Linked DNA regions of Homo sapiens: all the other regions are linked to region 2. The links are chromatin loops, found by intact Hi-C in ENCODE. Cell type or tissue: psoas muscle. All regions are shown on one strand. Region 1 overlaps TBCD (tubulin folding cofactor D). Region 2 holds the start of MIR4525 (microRNA 4525). Region 3 overlaps TBCD (tubulin folding cofactor D). Region 4 overlaps TBCD (tubulin folding cofactor D).

Region 1 (2,500 bases), 260 kb after region 2:
CAGCCAGTGTTTGGAATGATCTCTGCACTCGTTGACAGACACGCACCTGGGGCCACGCCATATGCCCTCTCCTCCCTGCAGGCACACAAGAGGAGCAGTCCCGCGGGGGCCACGCACGCCCCCTTCTCTCCTATGCCAGCATCCGTTCCCTCTAGTCAGGGTGGGAAGTGGGAGGGACCAGCCGCAGGGGGCGTCCCCATCCACCTTTCAACCGGAGAGACGGCAGAGCGTGACCTCGGGGAAGCACGTCCCACGTTCCATACATGTGGAAGGAGCTCTGTGTTTCTGATCTACCCGAGGGTCCTGGACTGTTCTGAGCGTGTCTTCTCAGGATCAGGAACACACATCAGCCCTCTGCGATGTGGAAGATGAGGCTCACCGATGTTTGTTTGTTAGCTCACACATTTTAAATTTCAGGATTTGCCAGACTGTTGGTGTGAAAGCAGGAGCCCCAGACGAAGCTGTGTGCGGAGAGAATGTTTCCCAGATTTACTGTGCGCTGCTGGGCTGCATGGACGACTACACCACGGACAGCAGAGGGGACGTGGGCACCTGGTACGTACGTAGCAGTGGGTGAGCGCTTCTTCTGAGAAGCCCATCTATTCCGTGGAAACTCGGAGGCCCCGGGCTTTTCTGCAGGGAGAAATCTTTGTAGATTTGTGCCGTGTTTTGCGTTTTAAAGGCTCTGGGGAAGATGACCTGTTCTCTGCTCCCGGGTGAGCCTGCGTGGCAGGGCTTTGCAGGTGCTTGTCCAGCCCGTCCTCAGGTGTTGGGCCTGTGTCGTCCTCGTTGACAGGGTGTGAGGGAGGACGCGTCTTCAATGAAAGGCTGCCGGCTGCTTACATTGGGTTTTGCCAACATTTCTTGCTGTAGTGGGATTGATAACCCCTGAAACGCCTGTGTGTGTAGGATGCCTCGGGGCCCCGGTGTGTGTGGCTGTGGGTGGCTCCCTGCACACGTCCCTGTAGCGCACAGGGAACCTCTGCAGGCCCCGTGACTCCCTGGCAGCGTGCCTGGGCTCTGTGTGGGGTTAGTCACGGGTGTCGAATTCACACAGGCTGCCGGCGTGGTGGGCAGAACCAGGGTTGGAACCCCCCTCTCAAGCTGGGTGTCTCTGCCTCTCCTTGTCCCATCAGGGTCCGCAAGGCCGCCATGACCAGTCTGATGGATCTGACACTTCTGCTGGCTCGGAGCCAGCCTGAGCTGATCGAGGCCCATACGTGAGTGTCACGTCGCAGCTCTTCTGCATCCTAGAGGGCAGCCCCGAGCTTGGGGAGGCTGGCGGGGCGGGCGGTCCTGGTGCTCAGTGGCATTTGCACTGCTGGGCACACACCCTCCTCCCAGAGAGCCTCTCTGGTCCCTGACCCCAGGTTTGTGCAGGCCCCTCCTCCTGCCCCCATAGCCATGGCGTGAGCTGGGGCCCATCCTCCTCTGCCCAGTGCCCCCAGGACGAGGCTCTGCTCCCCAGCCTGGGCCTCCAACGGTGCTCTGGCCAGTTTGATGACAGCCAGCTTCCCGGGGTAGGGCCGGGCAGGAGGTGGGGACTTCTCAGCTTAGGACCCTGAACCTGGGGGTCTGCTCCTGCCAGGACCAGCTGAGCCATCACTCAGTTCCCTGCACCTGAGGCTGCCATTGGGGCCTGCCCTTGCTGTGTGTCTCTGTCGGGGGCACGGGGTTGTGGGTACCCCCAGGCCCTGCCCTTTCTGTCGGTCTCTCTGTCGGGGGCACTGAGTCATGGAGGTCCAGGCCCTGCCCTTGCGGATCTCTGTCAGGGGCACTCAGTCAGGGGGTCCAGGCCCTGCCCTTGCGGGTCTCTGTCGGGGGCACTGAGTCATGGGGGTCCAGGCCCTGCCCTTGCTGTCAGTCTCTCTGTCAGGGACACTCGGCCGTGGGGATCCCAGGGCCTGATTTCCTTAGTTCTCACCTCTTTCTCTTTCCCCCTCCCCATCTCTTCCCCAGCCCCAGCTTCTCTCTCCCCATCCCCGGCCTCTCTGTCCCCATCACTCTTCTCCACCCGCTCCTGTAATCCTATTTGTTGTCCCTGCTTCAACCCTAAGACCTCATCAGCACGCATGTAACACGTAGCACATGTGTAACAAGTACGTAGCATGTATTTGCTGCGCACCTGTAGGGTTGGGCTCCTGGGATGTGAAGGTAACGGAGTGTGGTTCTTCCGAGCCAGTGTCCTGGTGTCAGCTGCCAACTCAGCCACCATGTCCCGAGGAGCCCGCATGTCCTCGTGGTGCTTGGGCTGGAGTCACGGCTCGGACCGCCTGTGCTCAGTTTACCGCCCGCTCTTAATTTACCGCCCGCCCTTGGTTTACCTCCTGCTCTCGGTTTGCAGCTGTGAGCGCATCATGTGCTGTGTGGCCCAGCAGGCCAGTGAGAAGATTGACCGTTTCCGTGCTCACGCCGCCAGCGTGTTCCTGACGCTCCTGCACTTTGACAGCCCTCCCATCCCCCACGTGCCCCACCGAGGAGAACTGGAAAAGCTGTTTCC
Region 2 (2,500 bases):
GTCAGAGGAGAGTGATTCAGAGGACAAAAGATACAGCAGCACTGAGAACGCCCGAAGCACCCGCTTTGCAGACGCCACCTGCCCCGTGATGAGGCTCAGACAGAGCGGCCAAGCAGTCCCCTGACCCACCCAGTACGAGGCTTTCCTGAGCTGGCCAAACGTTTGCCACCGAGCCCAGCAGGCACGCTGAGTGCACCGTCTGTCTCTCTCTTCTTGGCATGGGCGCTGACGGGGCACTGATGGGGCCTTTGGGATGTTGCTCTTCCGGCTGGAAACCTCTGTGGCTGCTGAATTATTGTCCTGCATCCAGGAAGAATGAGGTACCCAGACAAGTGGAGGGTGAGCGAGACGAGGAGGAGCTTTACTGAGTGTTAGAACAGCTCAGGGGAGACCCACAGTGGGTGGCTTCTCTCTGCAGGCAGGTCGTCCTGACAAGTGTTCAGCTCTCAGCAGACAGGGTAGCTCTCCGCAGCTGGTCATCCCGACGTCCGCGTTGCTCTGAGTCTGGGGTTTTTGTGGTCTTCAGGGTGGGGAAGTGCACGCTGATTGGTCCACAGGCAGCCCACCCCAACCAGCATGCACATCCCCCCTCTGACAAAAGCACCGAGTCCTCCTTCCAGTCTGCAGGACTGGCAGCCCGGGCCCCAGGCCCCCTTGAAGCTTCAAGGTGTGGCTTCACCAGGGACCTGCCCCCTTCCACCCAGAAGTCTGTCTGCCTCCCACTGCTGTTCATGGCACCCAGCTTGTTCATGCCAAGGGGCGCCTGCAGGCCAGCACTGAGCCACCCTCAGCCCTCCCTCAGCTTCCCTCCCATGTTCAACAGCGCCCAGTCCCGAGGGGGCTGAGGTGGCAAGGGCTGGTGTGTCCGTGCTGCCCCAAGTGTGGACCCACCCGGATGGTCTGCAGCAGCACCTGGGCTCAGCCCCAACTGTGCTCCACGACTGGAGCGGGCGTGGGGAGTGAGGAGAGGCCAGGCATTTGGAGCAGGCACTTCTAAGCCTGCAGGGGGCAGGGGTGGCCTTCCCAGGCCTCCAAGAGCACAGAGACGCCCGCGTCTAGAGCTGCCCCAGGGCAGCGGGCCGCGGCACGCAGGGAAGGCGGAGCTGCTGCCTGATCCGTGGATCGAGAGGCCCAGCCATGCCTCCGCTGCAGCCGGCATCTTGGCAGCAGCCACTCTAGATGGGCCACTGCTACCATCAGCATCTTAGCACCAGGAGCTTGACCTCACCACAGTGGGGCACGCGGCGTAGCCTCCATTGCTGTCAGACCAAAACCACACTGCTGTGGTTTTCCCAGGTGACCAAGTGAGTATCAAGGAAACAGTCCTTTTACAGAAAGGAAAATAGCCAGGCACGGTGGCTCACGCCTGTAATCCCAGTTCTTTGGGAGGTTAAGGTGAGAGGATCGCTTGAGCCCAGGAATTCGAAACCAGCCTGGGCAACATGGTGAGACCTCATCTCTACAAAAAATTTAAAAATTAGGGCCTGGGCGCGGTGGCTCACGCCTGTAATCCCAGCACTTTGGGAGGCCGAGCGGGGTGGATCACCTGAGGTCAGGAGTTCGAGAGCAGCCTGACCAACATGGAGAAACCTTGTCTCTGCTAAAAATACGAAATTAGCCGGGCGTGGTGGCGGGTGCCTGTAATCCCAGCTACTCAGGAGGCTGAGGCAGGAGAATTGCTTGAACCTGGGAGGTGGAGGTTGTGGTGAGCCGAGATCACACCATTTCACTCCAGCCTGGGCAACAAGAGCGAAACTCTGTCTCAAAAAAATAAAAATAAAAAATAAAAAAATTGGCCAATCATGGTGGTGCACACCTGTCGTCCCAGCTTCTCAGGAGGCTGAGGTGGAAGGATCTCTTGAACCCGGGAGTTGGAGACTGCAGTCAACTATGATCGTGCCACTGCACTCCAGCCTGGGTGACAGAGTGAGACTCTGTCTCTAAAAAAAAATGTAAAAGGAGACAAAAACACTTTTCTGGAGCCTTCCAACTAGATAGTTCTACTAGCCCCAGCGCGGGAGCTTCAGGCCCTGTGAAATTACGCTTTGAGCGACGACCAAAAATCTCTTCACAGTCCTTTAAAACCCTACTAAGCTCTCGGGAAGGCACCATCATGTGCCAAGTCCTGCAGCCGTCAGCAATGAACACACTGAGCGTGAAACACAAACAATAAATTAAAAAAGAACATACATATTTGCTCCATAATAGCAATCCTCAAAGAGAATTTTGGAAATATTTATTTTCCCTTGGCAGGCACGAGGCAATGAACGAATACACTTGGGAATCTATTTTCGAATGCGGAGATAACTCCAGCTTTGATATGTCTGTCTCCAGACGAAGGGACACTCACCCCCACGGGCTGAGAGGCTCATATTTGTCTTTCCGGAGATTAATCCACTGCCTGAGCTTGGCTGGGTCCTCTGACTTAGAAAGTATCCTCTTGACCTGTCCTTGAGGGCCAACAATCTTTTTTTTTTTTTTTTTTTTTTTTTGAGACAGA
Region 3 (2,500 bases), 98 kb after region 2:
CTCATCCTCTCAGACTACAGGCATGTGCCACCATCCTGTCTAATTTTTAATTTTTTATGTTGCCCAGGCTAGTCTCCAACTCTTGGTCTCAAGCTATTCTTTTGCCTCGGCCTCCCAAAGTGCTGGGATTACGGGTGTGAGCCATCGCTCTTGGCCATGGGTAGCTTTCTTGGGGTGACTACGGTCTTACTAAATTGTGTCACTGTAATGTCACAGAATTCTCTTTGATCAGTGGGTCGCGTAGCTGGTGATTTTTGATGAAAGGGTAGAAAGGCAATTTTGCTGCTCTCTGTATTTTTAAATGTTATAATTCAGCATCTCTTTATTTGATAGGTTCGAGGCTATAAAACATTTCTTCGTTTATTTCCTCATGAAGTTGCCGATGTAGAGCCTGTTTTAGATTTGGTCACAATTCAGAATCCCAAGGACCATGAAGTGAGTGTCTCTGCCTCCCCCCTCGTCTCCAGCCCTCCGTGCCTGTCCTTCCTCCCTGCTTGCCCCACCCTGCTGCACCTTCCCCTTCCTGTTTCTTTCATTTTATCTCCCTTTGTTTTGTGTCACTCCTCTTTTCTTTCTTTTCTTTTCACTTTTCCTTTACTTCTTGTACAAGTTGCTTTAAATTATTTTCGTTTAAAATAGCCCCTTTATAAAAAAAATTATGCCTAGGTGTAGTTTAACAATAAATCCGTCATTGTTTCTATGTTTTTTTAACTGTGTAAGTATAACTGTGTTGGGTTCCCAAGACCACCCCCAGGTTTGATACTTCCTGAGCGGGACTCACAGCACTCAGCATAGAGTCCTCCTTTTGGCTGTCACTTGTTATGGCAAAATAATACACAGCAAAATCAGCAAAGGGAAAAGGCACATGGGTGGGGTCTGGGGAGAACCAGGCGGGAGCTCCCGGGGTCCTCCAGTTGGGTCCCACAGGGCCTGTGTCATTCCCCCAGCAGTGAGATGTGACCACACCTGTGAGGTGTCTATCAGAGAAGCACGTTTGAGACTTGGTGCCCAGAGCTTTCACTGGGGTCTGGCCACATGGACACCTCTGCCTGGCACGAAACGAAATTCCAGACCCCCAGCAGGAAAGCAGGTGCCAGCGTAAAGCACACGGTTTGTGCAGATTGAGCCAGCGAGGGACCTCATCAGGCAGGGCTTGGTGGGAACCCTGCTGGTGTCCAGGTCCCTGGATACCAGCCCAGGGCCGGCCTCGTCAGGGGCCTTGCCTCAGACGGCAGCGGGGCCTGCTATGCTCGCTGTCTTCTGCGTGGTATGTATTTGGAGGAGCACACGGTTTATAACCGTGCAGTGCGGTGGCTTGTCTCGGCGTGGATGTGACTGATGAGCGCTGTGGGGCATTTCCCTGCTGCCCTGCACTCCGTGCCCTTCTTTCCCTAGTACTTCTAGCGCCCCCCAGTGGAATGATTGCAGGGACAAATTGGGATGTTTTTTACTAATTACTGAAAATAAGGGTACTCCTTTTTTATTAGAAGTTGATAATTGTTTTCTTTATTCTTTTTTTTTTAAAAAGACAGAGTTTCACTCTTCTTGCCCAGGTTGGAGAGCAATGGCACAATCTTGGCTCACTGCAACCTCTGTCTCCCAGGTTCAAGCGATTCTCCTGTGTCAGCCTCCTGAGTAGCTGGGATTACAGGCATGTGTCATCACGCCAGGGTAATTTTGTATTTTTAGTAGAAACAGGGTTTCTCCATGTTGGTCAGGCTGGTTTAGGACTCTTGACCTCGGCCAGGCACGGTGGCTCGTGCCTGTAATCCCAGCAGTTTGGGAGGCCAAGGTGGGCGGATCACGAGGTCAGGAGATCGAGACCATCCTGGCTAACACGGTGCAACCCTGTGTCTACAAAAAATACAAAAATTAGCCTAGCATGGTGGCAAACGCCTGTAGTCCCAGCTACTCAGAAGGCTGAGGCAGGAGAATGGCGTGAACCCGGAAGGTGGAGCTTGCAGTGAGCGAGGTTGCGCCACTGCACTCCAGCCTGGGCAACAGAGCGAGACTCCATCTCAAAAAAAAAAAAAGGAACTCCTGACCTCAGGTGATCCGCTCGTCTCGGCCTCCCAAAGTGTTGGGATTACAGGTGTGAACCACCACACCTGGCCTTTTTTCTTTATTCTTAGGTGTTTTTACTTTTTATCTGTTTTTCACTTTTTCAAAAGGCCAGTTTGTATGTGGAGAGGTGCCAGCGAAGAGAAGCTGCTATACTGATGTATTATGATTTTTCTTTGTTCATTTTGATGTCTCTCTTGTCTGCTGAGCTAAGTTACGGCGGTAGGTGTGTGTGGTGGGGATTCCGGGGGGGATGTGGCGAGGAGTTGGTGAACGGCTTGCATTTCTGGCCCTGAGGGTGATGGCATTTGAATGGCTTTCATAGGCATTGGGTGGGCATGGAGGGCAGTGACTTTGAGTAGATTGTGGCCAGTGGCCTGTGATTTTCAAGCAAGACTCATTCTTCCCGTGGTTTAATTTTTTAGGCTTGGGAAACCCG
Region 4 (2,500 bases), 250 kb after region 2:
TGGAGATGGCAGTTGGAGGCAGTCCTACGACCTTCACACGACCTTCACGTGCTCCCCGTGTGCTGCGGGGTCTGCTTTTAGGGTCGCTCTTGGTGTTTGAGCAGTAAGTCTGCACAGGAGCCACTGCCCACCATGAAAGGGGGGAGTTAAAGGCGTTCCGAATCCCTTTGGCCAACGACGGAGTTGAAGGTGTTCCGAGTCCCCGTGGCCGGCGGCGACAGAGTTGAAGGCGTTTGGAGTCCCCGTGGCTGGCGGTGATGGAGTTGAAGGCGTTCCGAATCCCCGTGGCCGGTGGTGACGGAGTTGAAGGCGTTCCGAGTCCCTGTAGCTGGCGGCGATGGAGTTGAATGCGTTCCGAGTCCCCAGGACGCCATTTTGGCTGAATTTCCTTTACCCTCCTGCTCCGTGAAGCGGGGCCCATTGGGGAGGTGCTGCTCTGTAATCTGCTCTTCTTCTTGAATGTGTGGTTAGGGCAGCCACATTGATGTCCCCCAGGCTCCAGAGTGACCGCCCCTTAGGGGTCCTGCTGGGCGTTGGCCGCTGTTGGCCGCAGGGCACCGTTGGCCTGTGCATTGCTGCCACCTACCCATGATGGGCAGAATTGTCACGAGCTCAGGAGGAAACCATGGAAAAACCGCAGGTCCTGGAGCCTCCGTGTGGTTGTCGTGGGCAGCTTTCCACGCGACGTGCCCTCCCTGGGCGTGAGGCTGCATTTGCACTTAGCGGGGAGAGGGGGAATGTTGTGGGTTCTAGTTGGGCTTTTTGATGATGATATTTGGAAAGACTTGAGACAAAGTAGCCACCCTGTCCTGTCCCTTCCTCACCCACCACACCCACTGCTCCCCGCTGGCAGGCACTGCAGGCTGCACAAGTAACCGTGGAACCTAAACACTGATGTGCTTCGTCCGGGTTTTAAAAAGGCGCCCTTACCGCGGTTTCGGTGTTTGGCGTCTTCACGCCATCCGGGTTCTCGGTGCTCTGCTCTGAAGGATGGTGGAGGGCTGTGGTCTGTTGTTGGGGGTGCTGGGTGCAGGGTGGTTTCTGTCTGCCTCTCTCTACCCCCAACTCCAGCTTTCCCACCCTGCCCTCTGCTCTGGGGCACGTGTGCTGTTGGGATGCATCCCTCAGGGTTCACGGCAGGGTGTGGATTGCTGGGGGGCATCGTGGAGAAGGGCATCTTTATGGGAGGCATCCCTGCTCTGGGCCCCCTGCCGGCCTCCAGCTGTGTCTGCACCATGAGTGTGTTTGCTGGAGTGCGGTGTTTGCACTCCCTCACACCGCTGAGTGCAAACGCGGCACTCCTGCACATGTCGCCTCGCACCGTGGCGGGCGTGTCCCGTGGAAAGCTGCCCATGCTGCCCACGCCCTCCCTGGGGGCCCCTTGGCTGCCTGCACTCCCCAGCCGTGACCTCAGCTCCCGGCGCCGGCCCTCCTTGTGCAGCTCCTTCCCCTCCATGGCCTTTGCTGGCCCCAGGAGACTCTGGCCTGCAGGCTCTGAAGCCGGCTGTGTCCCTGGTGATCCTGACTGAGCCTTGGTGTCAACTCAGGTTTTTTTCTCCTCCTCGTTCATTTTTACACTTCGTAGGAAATTATTTTCCCTTTCAGCTTTCAAGTAGGAATAGTTCAGAAGGGGAAATAGTTCTGCATAGCGTCTGTGGTCTTGGCCCCGCATCTCCCAGTCCCACATTTTTATTTTTCCAAAGGCAACCCTTTCAGTTTTTTAGCTGTCTGTTTTCCTTGCTTCTGTATTTCTGAGTTCTGTATGTACGCAGCTGTTTCCTGATATCCTTAGTTTTAGATGTGTTCTTTCAAGTGAGACAAGACTCCAAGCTCTTGTCGGGGTGAGAAATCTGCGGGTTCACGGGCTACATGTGGGAGACGGGGAGGGGCTGCTGGTCACTTTCTCACCCAGGCCAGAGGATGGCGCCCTTACCCCCGAGGACGCCGGCATGTCGGTGACATGCCGCCCGCAGGAGCATCAGGTGCGCCCTGGCCGCAGGTGCCCCGGAGGTGTCGAACCGCAGATTTCTTCAGACGTTTTTTGCACATTTTGTGGGAAAAGTGGCTCAACCCTTGGGAGTCGTCTGCGTCCCCATATCAAAGAAATGTCATACAGGTTGGCCTTTGTCGTGAATATTCACGAGAGGAGATGAACATCCTGGATGTCCTCAGCGTGGCCTGAACTGAGCTGCTTCCCCCGGTGCCAGGAAGATGAGCGTCCCCTTGTCTCCGTCTTAGTCTCAGTGGCTCTTGCATTTCATGCTTTAGAATCAAAGGAAAGAAACAGGAACTCTGTTTAGTGAAGCAGCGATGAAGGAGGGGTTTGTCAGTCAGGGTGGACTGCGTTTTGCTCTTGAAACAATCCCCAAGTTTCAGTGTCTTAAAACCACAGGTGTTTTTTTATCCTGCTCACATGTGGATCACCGAGGGCAGGGGCCGGGAGGAAGGGGGTCATCTGGCTCACAGCCTTGCACCAGAGGCGTCACGAGAATCAGGAAAA

What was found. A loop is a pair of places that touch in the nucleus more often than their neighbours do. Peaks named below come from ENCODE experiments on the same cell type or tissue, not always from the same donor. Only the 100,000 strongest peaks of a DNase experiment are listed, where the experiment ranks them.
Region 1: it touches region 2 in a loop (2.8-fold over the local background); 3 of 110 quality-filtered maps call a loop at or near these places.
Region 3: a loop joins it to region 2, with 4 times the contacts of the local background. A loop is called at or near these places in 76 of 110 quality-filtered maps.
Region 4: a loop joins it to region 2, with 2.3 times the contacts of the local background. A loop is called at or near these places in 3 of 110 quality-filtered maps.

Annotation. Positions count from the first base shown.
Region 1 is chr17:82,926,769-82,929,268 of GRCh38, forward strand. It overlaps TBCD (tubulin folding cofactor D), which reads left to right. Exons shown (of 39, transcript NM_005993.5): 29 at 418-555; 30 at 1,137-1,220; 31 at 2,345-2,500. Among named protein-coding and RNA genes, the nearest start is that of ZNF750, 88 kb to the left of the region's middle. In psoas muscle, no CTCF peak of the experiment used is centred here; a DNase peak (open chromatin) is centred at 1,013.
Region 2 is chr17:82,667,712-82,670,211 of GRCh38, forward strand. All of the region lies in intron 1 of RAB40B (RAB40B, member RAS oncogene family), which reads right to left. MIR4525 (microRNA 4525) reads right to left here and starts at 596; the gene lies at 522-596. RefSeq lists an enhancer at 1,071-1,250. In psoas muscle, a CTCF peak has its summit at 1,005 (motif pointing right); a DNase peak (open chromatin) is centred at 1,040; H3K4me3 peaks cover 851 bases; H3K27ac peaks cover 1,954 bases.
Region 3 is chr17:82,765,934-82,768,433 of GRCh38, forward strand. TBCD (tubulin folding cofactor D) reads left to right here. Exons shown (of 39, transcript NM_005993.5): 4 at 334-435; 5 at 2,487-2,500. Among named protein-coding and RNA genes, the nearest start is that of TBCD, 15 kb to the left of the region's middle. In psoas muscle, a CTCF peak has its summit at 1,412 (motif pointing left); no DNase peak of the experiment used is centred here.
Region 4 is chr17:82,913,259-82,915,758 of GRCh38, forward strand. The region is part of intron 23 of TBCD (tubulin folding cofactor D); the gene reads left to right. Among named protein-coding and RNA genes, the nearest start is that of ZNF750, 74 kb to the left of the region's middle. In psoas muscle, CTCF peaks have their summits at 557 and 1,222 (motif pointing left); DNase peaks (open chromatin) are centred at 573 and 1,303; H3K27ac peaks cover 658 bases.